Linked DNA regions of Homo sapiens: region 2 is linked to region 1. Evidence: read pairs that join two places in POLR2A ChIA-PET (ENCODE). Cell type or tissue: A673. All regions are shown on one strand. Links, peaks and the distances in the headings refer to the core of each region. The heading gives the core; the rest is flanking DNA. Region 1 has its middle 55 kb from the start of WDR36. Region 2 has its middle 9.2 kb from the start of WDR36.

What was found. ChIA-PET counts read pairs that join two places held together with the same protein. Peaks named below come from ENCODE experiments on the same cell type or tissue, not always from the same donor. Only the 100,000 strongest peaks of a DNase experiment are listed, where the experiment ranks them.
Region 2: POLR2A ChIA-PET joins it to region 1 with 5 read pairs; 2 of 35 experiments call an interaction of 5 or more read pairs at or near these places.

The regions. Positions count from the first base shown.
Region 1 is chr5:111,144,516-111,149,905 of GRCh38, forward strand. No RefSeq gene overlaps it. Among named protein-coding and RNA genes, the nearest start is that of WDR36, 55 kb to the left of the region's middle. In A673, for the core only: no CTCF peak of the experiment used is centred there; no DNase peak of the experiment used is centred there.
Region 2 is chr5:111,080,442-111,085,831 of GRCh38, forward strand. No RefSeq gene overlaps it. Among named protein-coding and RNA genes, the nearest start is that of WDR36, 9.2 kb to the right of the region's middle. In A673, for the core only: no CTCF peak of the experiment used is centred there; DNase peaks (open chromatin) are centred at 1,930 and 3,060.

The sequences.
Region 1 (5,390 bases), core at 329-5,328:
GAAATCAAGTTTAGATTCCACATATGAGTCAGTTCATGCAGTTTCTCTTTCTCTCCCTGGCTTGTCTGAATTTATGCCCTCTCGGTTTATCTATGTTGCCACAAATGACAGGATTTCATTCTGTTTTATAGCTGAATAGTATTCCACTGTATGTATATATGCCACATTTTTTTTATCCACTAATGTGCAGATGAGCATTTAAGTTGATTTCCTAATCTTGGCTATTGTGAGTAATGCTGCAATAAACAGGCAGTGCAAATGTCTCTTCAACATACTGATTTCATTTCCTTTGGATATGTATCCAGTAATGGGATTGCTGGAGATGGTACTTCTATTTTTAATTTTTTGTGAAATCTTTATACTGTTTTCCATAATAACTGTACCAATTTATATTCTCACCAATGATGTATAAAAATCCCCTTTTCTCTGCATCTTCACCAGCATTAGTGACTGTACCAAATAACAATACAGTGCATATTACAAGATCGCTAGAAGATTTTTGAACATTGCCACCACAAAGAAATGATAAATATTTGAGGTGGTTAATATGATAATTACCCCAATTTAATCTTTATACTATGCATATATGCATTAAAATATCAGGTTGTACTACATAAACATACAGTTATTATGTGTCAATTATAAATTTAAAAATTAAAACATTCATTGGATGGATTTAACAGTAGACACAATATAGAAAATAGTTTGAACTAAATAGTAATAGAAATATGATATATCATTATGTGTGGGATGCAACTAAGAAGATATTTAGGAGGTAGAAATAGACTTGGTGATAGTTGAGAGGTGGATAATAAAGTCAACTCCTGGGTTTCTATTTGTAGTACTGGATGGATGATTGTGTGATTGTTATTCACCACGATAAGAAATTGTGTGTGTGTGTGTGTGTGTGTAAGAGAGAAAGAGAGAGGTGTGCACATGCAAATGCAAGGAGGTAATTGAGGATGAAGTGAGGGTAGTTGAGTTTGAAGTGACTTGGTGGTTTCTAAATAGATGTTCCCACTCCCCAGATTGCACTTTTCCTACTTCTGCACTAGACATCAAGACTTGAATTCTTTCTCTTATGGGGAACCTCTTCTGACCACTAACCTTACCCCAGGATGGGTTAAGTGTTCCTATTCGGTGTACTCAAAACATCCTACACATAAGTCTCATAGTAATTTTATATTTTTTATTAAGTTATGTTGTTATAAAACTATTTGTTTATTTATCTCTTACCTTAGAGGTCCTTGGAAAGCAGAAATGCTGTTTCTAGCACAGAGTAAGTGCTCAGTTATAGTTTGTTGAGTAGCACTGGACTGTGAAAATCAAATTGAGGTATTTCCAGACATACTTAGGGCACTCAAAATTTTCACATCTCCTGCTTCTAAGTAAATACTAAACTTGAGAGTTATAGAGTAGAGTTGTTTAGGTGAAAAAAAATACTGAGACAGTATCACAAGATCACAAAATTTTTGCTCCCAAAGAAGCTTACAGTTAGAGTTTCCCAATTATAGTAAAAAGAGAGACAGAGAGAGATATTAATAAGGGATTTATATTGTAGCCTAAATTCTAAACTGCCTACACTTTGAACTTACAGTTGGAAAGGTATGACATCAGACGACCTTGGAGTCAGAGACACTTGGCTTCTAAGCAAAGCTCTGTCACCTGCCAGCTAGGCAGCTTTTGCTTATCTGAGTCTCAGTTTTCTCCTCAGTAAAGAGGAGATGAAACTAATCTTGCCCCACAGGGTTTTTATGAGCAGTGACTCTCTTCTTTTCTCAACTCTGAGAGGTCCAACCCTCCTGGGCAGGGCAGCAATCTGAGAAATAGGTTAGTATATGAAACCGATGCCTGGCCAAGTCACAGAGGTCCCTCTGAGTGAGCCTTTGTCTTTTTCCAGAAAGAACCAATAGAAAATTAGGTTTGCAATGCACACAGAGTCGTCAGACATTCAAGACTGATTGTATTTCTCACAATTATAATTCTCTCTCTTTTTGTTCCTTCTGATTTCACCCAGGTTCCTATCCGATGTCTTCCTGGTAGTGATCAGTACCATGCGATGTCCCAGTTAGCTCTGTACATCCACTTCTTCATATGCCATTCATTGTACTGTGTAGGATGGTCTGGTATCTCAAGTCTTTCTTGATAACTGTACTCTCCTTCCTTGGTGATATCCTTACCTATTCTTGGTATTCTTCCCACTGCAGGCCAACTATATTTCACATCTGTGACACACAAAAAACCAGAGATTGTCTTTCCATTTTGCTCTTGTGGACATCAGTTCTTGTCAACATCAGTTGATCTATGTTATCAGTCCTTGACTTTTGGGGGTTTTTCTCTGTTTATTTGTTTTGTGTAAGACTTTATCCTCAGATTAACTGCTTATTTCTAAAAATACTGTTTAGTTTAAACTCAGTAAGATGCATTTTTACCTAATTTAACTCATGACTTTTCTTCCCAACAATGAAAATTAGACATAGAAAGTGTGAAAACCATAAAACATGAGGTCTGATTCAAGGTAAAGACTTCATACCTGAAAGGTTTTGATGGGAACATACTTTAGTAAATGCTGTTCATTGCTTTATGCTTCCTTAGATATGTACAGTGTATGTTAAAGGTGCAACTGCTGACAAGTGATTTAGTCAGGCTTCTCCTCAAGGCCTCTTCTCGAAGCTTCTAAATTTTGATATATTAGAGACCATCCTCCTGTAGGGTCAGAGAAACAAGAAGGAGAGGTCGGCATTACCAGAATGCAGAAGCCTGGAGAAGAGGCCTTGAGGAGCAGGCACCCCCGTTAGACACAGTGGACCTCTAAAACAAGCGTCCTGTCCAAATGCAAGTGATGGCCCATGGATCTGGTATTTAGAACCCTAAGAAGAGTTGTGCTGCCTGGCTGATATTTGTGCCCGAGAAACTTGGAGGAGGTGCACCATGGAGAAAGAATCCAGATCTCTGAGGAGGTGGCATTGGTAAACTGGTCTTGATACCTCCGAGTGGATGCTATGAGGCTATGAGGTTCTAGTAGTCTAGAATAACTGTGAACTGGAATAAACCATTGCTTCTGGAATAAATTGCTCTTTCTGGATCAGTGCAGTGTTGTTGGGGGCCTGCTGACAGGAACAGGAAGGAAAGAAGAAAGAGAATGTCTCTTCCTGCTCCAGCCTTGCAGTCAGCCTTCAACAATCTCTTATCAGTGGAGTCCGACAGGACATTCCAGAGAACCCCCTGATTTCCTGTCTTCCCTAGCCCTAGGAAAATAGCAGCTATACTTTTCCCCTTGGTAATCAGAAGAAATCAACCAGATAATAGAATAACGTATTTGTCTCCTTTTGCCTGTTGAATCCATGGCACAAGGAGCCTGAAAGATAAGTAGAGTCTCAATTTCCAAGTCAAAGGAATCTTTGATTTTTCCCTGGTAGAAGCATTCCTCCCTTAGTGACCAAGATGTCCAAACTCAAAGAGCTCAAAGTTGAGAAGAAGGGAAACAAGAATTTTGAGAGAGGGTGATTAAATGTAATAGTGAAAGGAATCTCTCCTGGTTCTACCACCTGATTCTCAGATTCACACATTATGTCTATGGGAGAAACAGCATCAAGTATTGGTTGTTGATTCAAAGCATACACTGCCCTTTGTAAAATAATACCCATCCTTGCAGAATATTATCTCTCAACTGGCCTCATAACTGAGTCTTCAGTAAGCTCTTCCACCGTTATATCAGGTCACTTCCTTCTGTAGTATCAAGTTCTTGGTAAGACCAGTGAAATCCATGGGGGTGAGCCCATTGATGCTCTACTTCTGCCATGACATGAGTTTCTTGATTTGAAACAATATTGTGGGTATACCATGGCAATGAATAAAGCAACTCATAAGTTCATCCATAATGGTGCTGACAGACATATTGAAGGCAAGGAATACAAATGTATATCCAGAATATGAGTCTATTCTAGTGAGGACAAATTGCTGTCCTCACTTGTGATAACAAAGGTCCAGTGTAATCAACCTGCCATCAGGTGGCTGGCTGGTTCTCTCAGTGTGGAGGCTGAAGCAACTCCAACTTGAAAGCTAATCTGCTATGTTGGCTTCGATCAACCCCTGTTACAGTGAGGTTTCTAAGATTTCCAGTTATCTATTGTTCCTTGTGTAAGAGCAGGTAATTACCATAAATCCTGCACCTATGTCAAACAACCTTGATGTTATCATACTTGAATTGTCCTACACATGCCTTCTGAATGTGTAGGACACATTCCTTCCCTGTGGTATATAAACCCCTAGGTCTGGTGGGCAATGCATGGGGATCTACCAGCTTGTCTTGCTGCTTCCCAAGACACAGACATGTCTTCTGTTCCTAAGTCCCTATTAAATGTCTTCCTTTCCTTCCTTCTCTCTCTCTTTCTTTCTTTCTTTCCTTTCTTTCTTTCTTTTTTTTTTTCTTTTTGAGACAGGGTCTTATTCTGTCACCCAGGCTGGAGTGCAGTGGCAGGTTAATGGCTCTCTGCAGCTGCGACCTCCCAGGCTCAGGTGACCCTCCCACCTCAGCCTCCTGAGTAGCTAGGACCACAGGCATGCACAAGGATCCCCAGCTAATTTTTTGTATTTTTGTAGAGACAGGGTTTTGCCATGTTTCCCAGGTTGGTCTTGAACTCCTGGGCTTGGGTGATCCGCTCAGCTCTGCCTTCCAAAGTGCTAGGATGGCAGGCATGACCCACTGCACCTAGACAAATGCTTCTTTCTGAGAAACTGTATTTGTCAGCCCCTTTCTTTGGTCTCTCAGCTTCCTCACACTTTACAGTAGGTTTGCATAGACCTGCCCACCACAAAACAGTGAAGAAGGGCTGGAATATCAGGGGTTCAGCATTAGTCTGTCTTGTGCATAGGAAATGCACTCAGCAGTAGACAGACCAACTTATGCACTTTTTTTAAAAAAGGCTATGCATTACCTTCATCATTGCCACCATACCTATTTTGTATATGGACATTTCATGCAAGCACCAGGGTGTCTAGGGAAAGAGGCCTACTGATATCTACAAAATGTGTCATCTTGTCCACTTGATTATTGGAAGCTTCCTATGCAGAGGATGCCCTTTGGTGACACTCAGATGGAACACAAATACCCTCAACACTGATCCATTCTGAGAGTCACTGCTCTCAATTTATGCAATGATAAAAATTCACATATATTGTCTGCTTTAAAAAGCCCAGCATCAGAATTAGCCAAATGGATGAAGTCCAGGGGAGCTCTTGTCTGTGTATAGATGCAGTAGCTTTAAGCATTACTTCAGTTTTTAATTAATCCATGGTACTGCATATGCAATGTTCATGGGTTTCATTGATTGTTATCAGAATGGAGGAAGGTAGGATAATCATATTATATCAGAGACCTCAACCTCTCA
Region 2 (5,390 bases), core at 62-5,061, 64 kb before region 1:
CAGAGCTAACATCGAAGTTAGAATTAGCAGACAAGGACATTAAAATGGTTATTGTAAAATGGTTATTGTAACTATATTCAATATGTTCAAAAAGTTAAATATAGACACAGAATACATAAAGAAAATCCCAGTCCAACTTCTAGATATGAAATCTGTAATGTGTGAAATGAAATGCACAGTGAATGGTAATCATGAGAGATTAGATGTTGCAAAAAATAAGATGAGTAAACTTGAAGACATACCAAGGGAAACTATCCAAAATAAAACACAGAAGGAAAACAATAACTTAAAAATGAAAAGACCATCAGAGAGCTGTGAAACAACTGCAAGTGCCTAATATACATGTAATAAGTCTCTTTAAGTAAAGAGGTACGGAAAAAAATATAGGAAGAAACAATGGTAAATTTCCAAACTTTAAAAAATTCTAAACCCACAGTTCCAAGAAGCTCATTGAAGCACAAGAAACAGATAAAACTACACTAATGCTCATCATAATCGAATTGCTCAAAACCAGAAAATCTTAAAAGCAGCCAATGGTATTGTAAAGACCTTCAGCATGTTCTTCTTAGGATTTCCTCTCCAGAGCACTTCAACCCTTTCTCCTGTACTTCGTATATAGTATTTCATGAACAATGTCATGATATAAGTAGAAAAAAATTTTACATTGGTTGGCCTTAATTATTGATTTCTACCTGTTAGCTTCTGTTTAAGTAGGAGGGTGGGAAGATTCTTTTCCATTCTCCACTATTCTTGAAGTAAAGACAAGGATTGTCATAAATGAAACCAACACTTACTGAGTAGTTTTATCAGTTATTTTTCTTATACTACCTTATGAAATATTTGCAACAATCCTGTGAGCTATGTGCTATCCCCATTTTACAGATGCAAGAAAAGGCTCAGTGAGTGAACTATCCAGTGTAGCACAACTAGTATGTGTAGCATCTGGCTGATTCTGAAGTGCACACTTTCTATTACTTGAGATTAAAGTTTGAGATTTTAAAATAAAAAATGCCTTCCACTAAGTGGAAATTATCCTCATTACCTAACTAATAGATATTGTAGTTGTCTCCTCAACATGGATTCTACCACTTCTTAATTTTGCATCTATTTCCTCATCCACCAGAGGGCTTTAGGGATTGATCCCAGCTCCTGGGATGGATCTGGATTAGTCTAACCTAGTATGGGTGTCCCAATATCCTTGCTTGGAGTTAATAGAGGTAACCAGGCTAATATTGATAAGCATATTGGTAAGCAAGTACCTTGACTCTGGTCTTATTCAGGATAAACATATAGCCACCTTTGGTGATGAACAATAAGCATAAGGTTTTTGAGGGGAAACCCTGAAAAAACGTTTCCTTACTTTAAAAAAAAAAAAAAGGCAGTAGAGTGATAGTCTTCCCCTCTCATGAGATACAAACAAAGAAGCATGCAGTGGCAATTACAATTAGCAATTATCCTAAGACCAGGATTGAGATGAAGCCATGAATGGCAGAGAAACAAGAAGGGAAGAGCCTGAAGCTTTAAATATATAATTACACAAGTAGATTAATCAACCTTACCCTCACCCTCCTTTTGATTTCCAATTCCGTGAGCTACTTAAGTAAAGGTTTTGTTTTGGTTTTTCTGTGTGGGTGGTTATTCTTACTGATTAATGCTACAACTTACCTGAATGCCAAGACAAGGCAAATTAATCTTGATTTAATTTGAAGTGGGAAGAAGAGATGAGCAAGATGAAGACAGGCCCCAGTATCTTAGGGAACAAGCCAAAAATTATGACCTGGGATGGTAAGGATGCAGGAAAAGTAAACATGTAAAGAGGATGCCATTCTTTGGCATATTTCACATTGTTTCCTGCTGTGGCTTGAACATGTGTCCTATCCAAAATTCAATTTAAAGCTTAAATCCCCATTGTATTTGGGGAAGTGATTAAATCCTGAGGGCTCCACCGTCATAAATGGATTAGTTCCTTATAAAAAGGCTGGAGGAAACTAGCCTAGTCTCTTCTGTTCTTCCCATCTTCTACCATGTGAGAACACACTGTTCATCCCCCTTTGCCCTTTCTGTCATTTCTGCTATGTGATGACACCTAGACAGTGCTATATATGAGGAACAGACCTTCACCAGACACTAAACCTACTGGCACTGGCACCTAGATCTTGGACTGCCCAGCCTCCAGAACTGTGAGAAATCATTTCTGTTGTTTACAAATTCCCCAGTCTCAGGTATTTTGTTATAGTGGCACAAATGGGCTAAGAAACTTTCTATAAACAACTCTCATGTCAATAGATCATTGCCTTGGCAATTAAAGCTGAGATGCCACTTTTCAAGATGGTGCTCATAAATGCAGTATTTGTATGCCCCTATACTCTTCCCTCTTCTACTCTCCCTTCTGCTAGCTATTCTTGTGTGGAAGAGAGTGGCAGGGCATTCCAAATTGTATTGAGGATGAACTTAGATTGTGTTTGGAGCAGATATCTTAGATATAAAATTTATGGGATGATTCAGGGTATATATCAAATGGATGTGGAGTTTGAGGAAGATTTGGTAATATCTTTTTTTTTTTTTTTTGAGACGGAGTCTCGCTCTGTCACCCAGGCTGGAGGGCAGTGGCTCGATCTTGGCTCACTGCAAGCTCTGCCTCCCAGGTTCATGCCATTCTCCTGCTTCAGCCTCCCAAGTAGCTGGGACTACAGGTGCCCGCCACCACCCCCGGCTAATTTTTTGTATTTTTAGTAGAGACAGGGTTTCACCGTGTTAGCCAGGATGGTCTCGATCTCCTGACCTCGTGATCCGCCCGCCTCGGCCTCCCAAAGTGCTGGGATTACAGGCGTGAGCCACTGCGCCCAGCCAGTAATATCTTAAGAGTGTAGCCCATACTTTATCTTGGTACTATATCTACCACATAATAGTTCTCAATAGATACGCTGAGTAAAAGAATGAAGGAATTAAAATGAATTAAACGTTAAATACGTGTTTCCCAAGAATAAACTGTTTTAAAGTCCATCATGAGTCAGAAACTGAATTGGCAGCAGCAACTATCAGATAAACTATCTGATTGCTGGCACCTGCTCTGTGCAGAAGGGAAAAGGAAACTATCAATCAATGTCATTGCAACCTATCATTATTCTTCACAGCTTCCTTTTTTTGAGATGGAGTCTCGCTCTGTCGCCCAGACTGCAGTGCAGTGGTGTGATCTTGGCTCACTGCAACCTCCGCCTACCGGGTTCAAGTGGTTCTCCTGCTTCAGCCTCCCTAGTAGCTGGGACTACAGGCACATGCCACCACACCTGGCTAATTGTTTTTTGTATTTTTAGTAGAGATGGGGTTTCACCATGTTAGCCAGGATGGTCTCAATCTCCTGACCTCATGATCTGCCCGCCTTGGCCTCCCAAAGTGCTGGGATTACAGGCATGAGTTACCTTGCCTGGCCCACAGTTTCTTTTTAAACAACCCTACGCCTTCTTTTCCCCAAAAAATGCAAAATGAAAAAAAATTAAACTTGCATTTATTCAATCATCAAACATCCACTGAGCCTTTATTCTGTGTCATCCTTGGACACACAACTAAGAACATGAATAATTTGGAAACCTTAACATCATATTGGAGGATATTTGTCCTTTGTGAACCTGTGGCCCAGTCCTCACCTTCTGTAACACAGCTTTAATACTTCTATAAAGTATAACAAACTATGTTTTTTTATTTTTACATGCTAATTTTCACACATTTCTCCAAAATTCACATAGACTTTCGCTAGGTTGTAATCAGAAGGCAAAAAAACACCAAGTCTCACTGGCTTGCAACAACAGTTAATTCTCACTCACATTACAAACGGGCAACCTCAAGTCAGCTGCAGGCTTTGTCTACAGACCTCATTTCAGGACCCAGGCTGAAAAAGCAGCTCCAGTTTGAGACATGCCTTTCTCTTTTGGCAACAGAAAAGAGCAAGAGAGTTGGTAGAAACAGACAATGACTCTTCAAGCATCTGCTGAGACTTGCTGAACATCATGTTTGCTCATATGCACTGGCCAAAGTAAGTCAAACGCTTCCTATTCCTGCTCCACCATGAAGGATTTGCTACAAGTCTTGGGCAAAGGACAGAGATACACAACTTCTTACAGGAGGGAGTTTAAATATTGGAGACGCCAGGGTACACAACTCATTACTTTGGGAGGGAATAGACTAACATAAAGGGAGAACATTCCACATTTTTAGCACTTTTGTATTTAAACGTAGCTTTTAAAAAAAAACAAATGTTTATTAAGCACCCCTTTTGTTCCAGACACTTTTCTGGGTGCTTGTTATGTACTAATGAACAAAACAGAAAAAAAAAATTCTCTACCTTTATGGAGCTTACCCACTAAACTATTAAAATAAAATAAGCCTAATAAAGAAGTTAATAGTACAGTGAGATGCTCTTTTCCCCTCTTTTTTTTAATATTTTATTTTTTATTATTATACTTTAAGTTTTAGGGTACATGTGCACATTGTGCAGGTTAGTTACATACGTATACATGTGCCATGCTGGTGCGCTGCACCCACTAACTCGTCATCTAGCATTAGGTATATCTCCCAATGCTATCCCTCCCCCCTCCCCCCAATCCACAACAGTCCCCAGAGTGTGATGTTCCCCTTCCTGTGTCCATGTGATCTCATTGTTCAATTCCCACCTAGGAGTGAGAATATGCGGTGTTTGGTTTTTTGTTCTTGAGATAGTTTACTGAGAATGATGATTTCCAATTTCATCCATGTCCCTAAAAAGGACATGAACTCATCATTTTTTATGGTTGCATAGTATTCCATGGTGTATATGTGCCACATTTTCTTAATGCAGTCTATCATTGTTGGACATTTGGGTTGGTTCCAAGTCTTTGCTATTGTGAATAATGCCGCAATAAACATACGTGTGCATGTGTCTTTATAGCAGCATGATTTATAATCCTTTGGGTATATAACCAGTAATGGGATGGCTGGGTCAAATGGTATTTCTAGTTCTAGATCCCTGAGGAATCACCATACTGTCTTCCGCAATGGTTGAACTAGTTTACAGTCCCTCCAACAGTGTAAAAGTGTTCCTATTTCTCCACATCCTCTCCAGCACCTGTTGTTTCCTGACTTTTTAATGATTGCCATTCTAACTGGTGGGAGATGGTATCTCATTGTGGTTTTGATTTGCATTTCTCTGATGGCCAGTGATGGTGAGCATTTTTTCATGTGTTTTTTGGCTGCATAAATGTCTTCTTTTGAGAAGTGTCTGTTCATGTCCTTTGCCCACTTTTTGATGGGGTTGTTTGTTTTTTTCTTGTAAATTTGTTTGAGTTCATTGTAGATTCTGGATATTAGCCCTTTGTCAGATGAGTAGGTTGCAAAAATTTTCTCCCATTTTGTAGGTT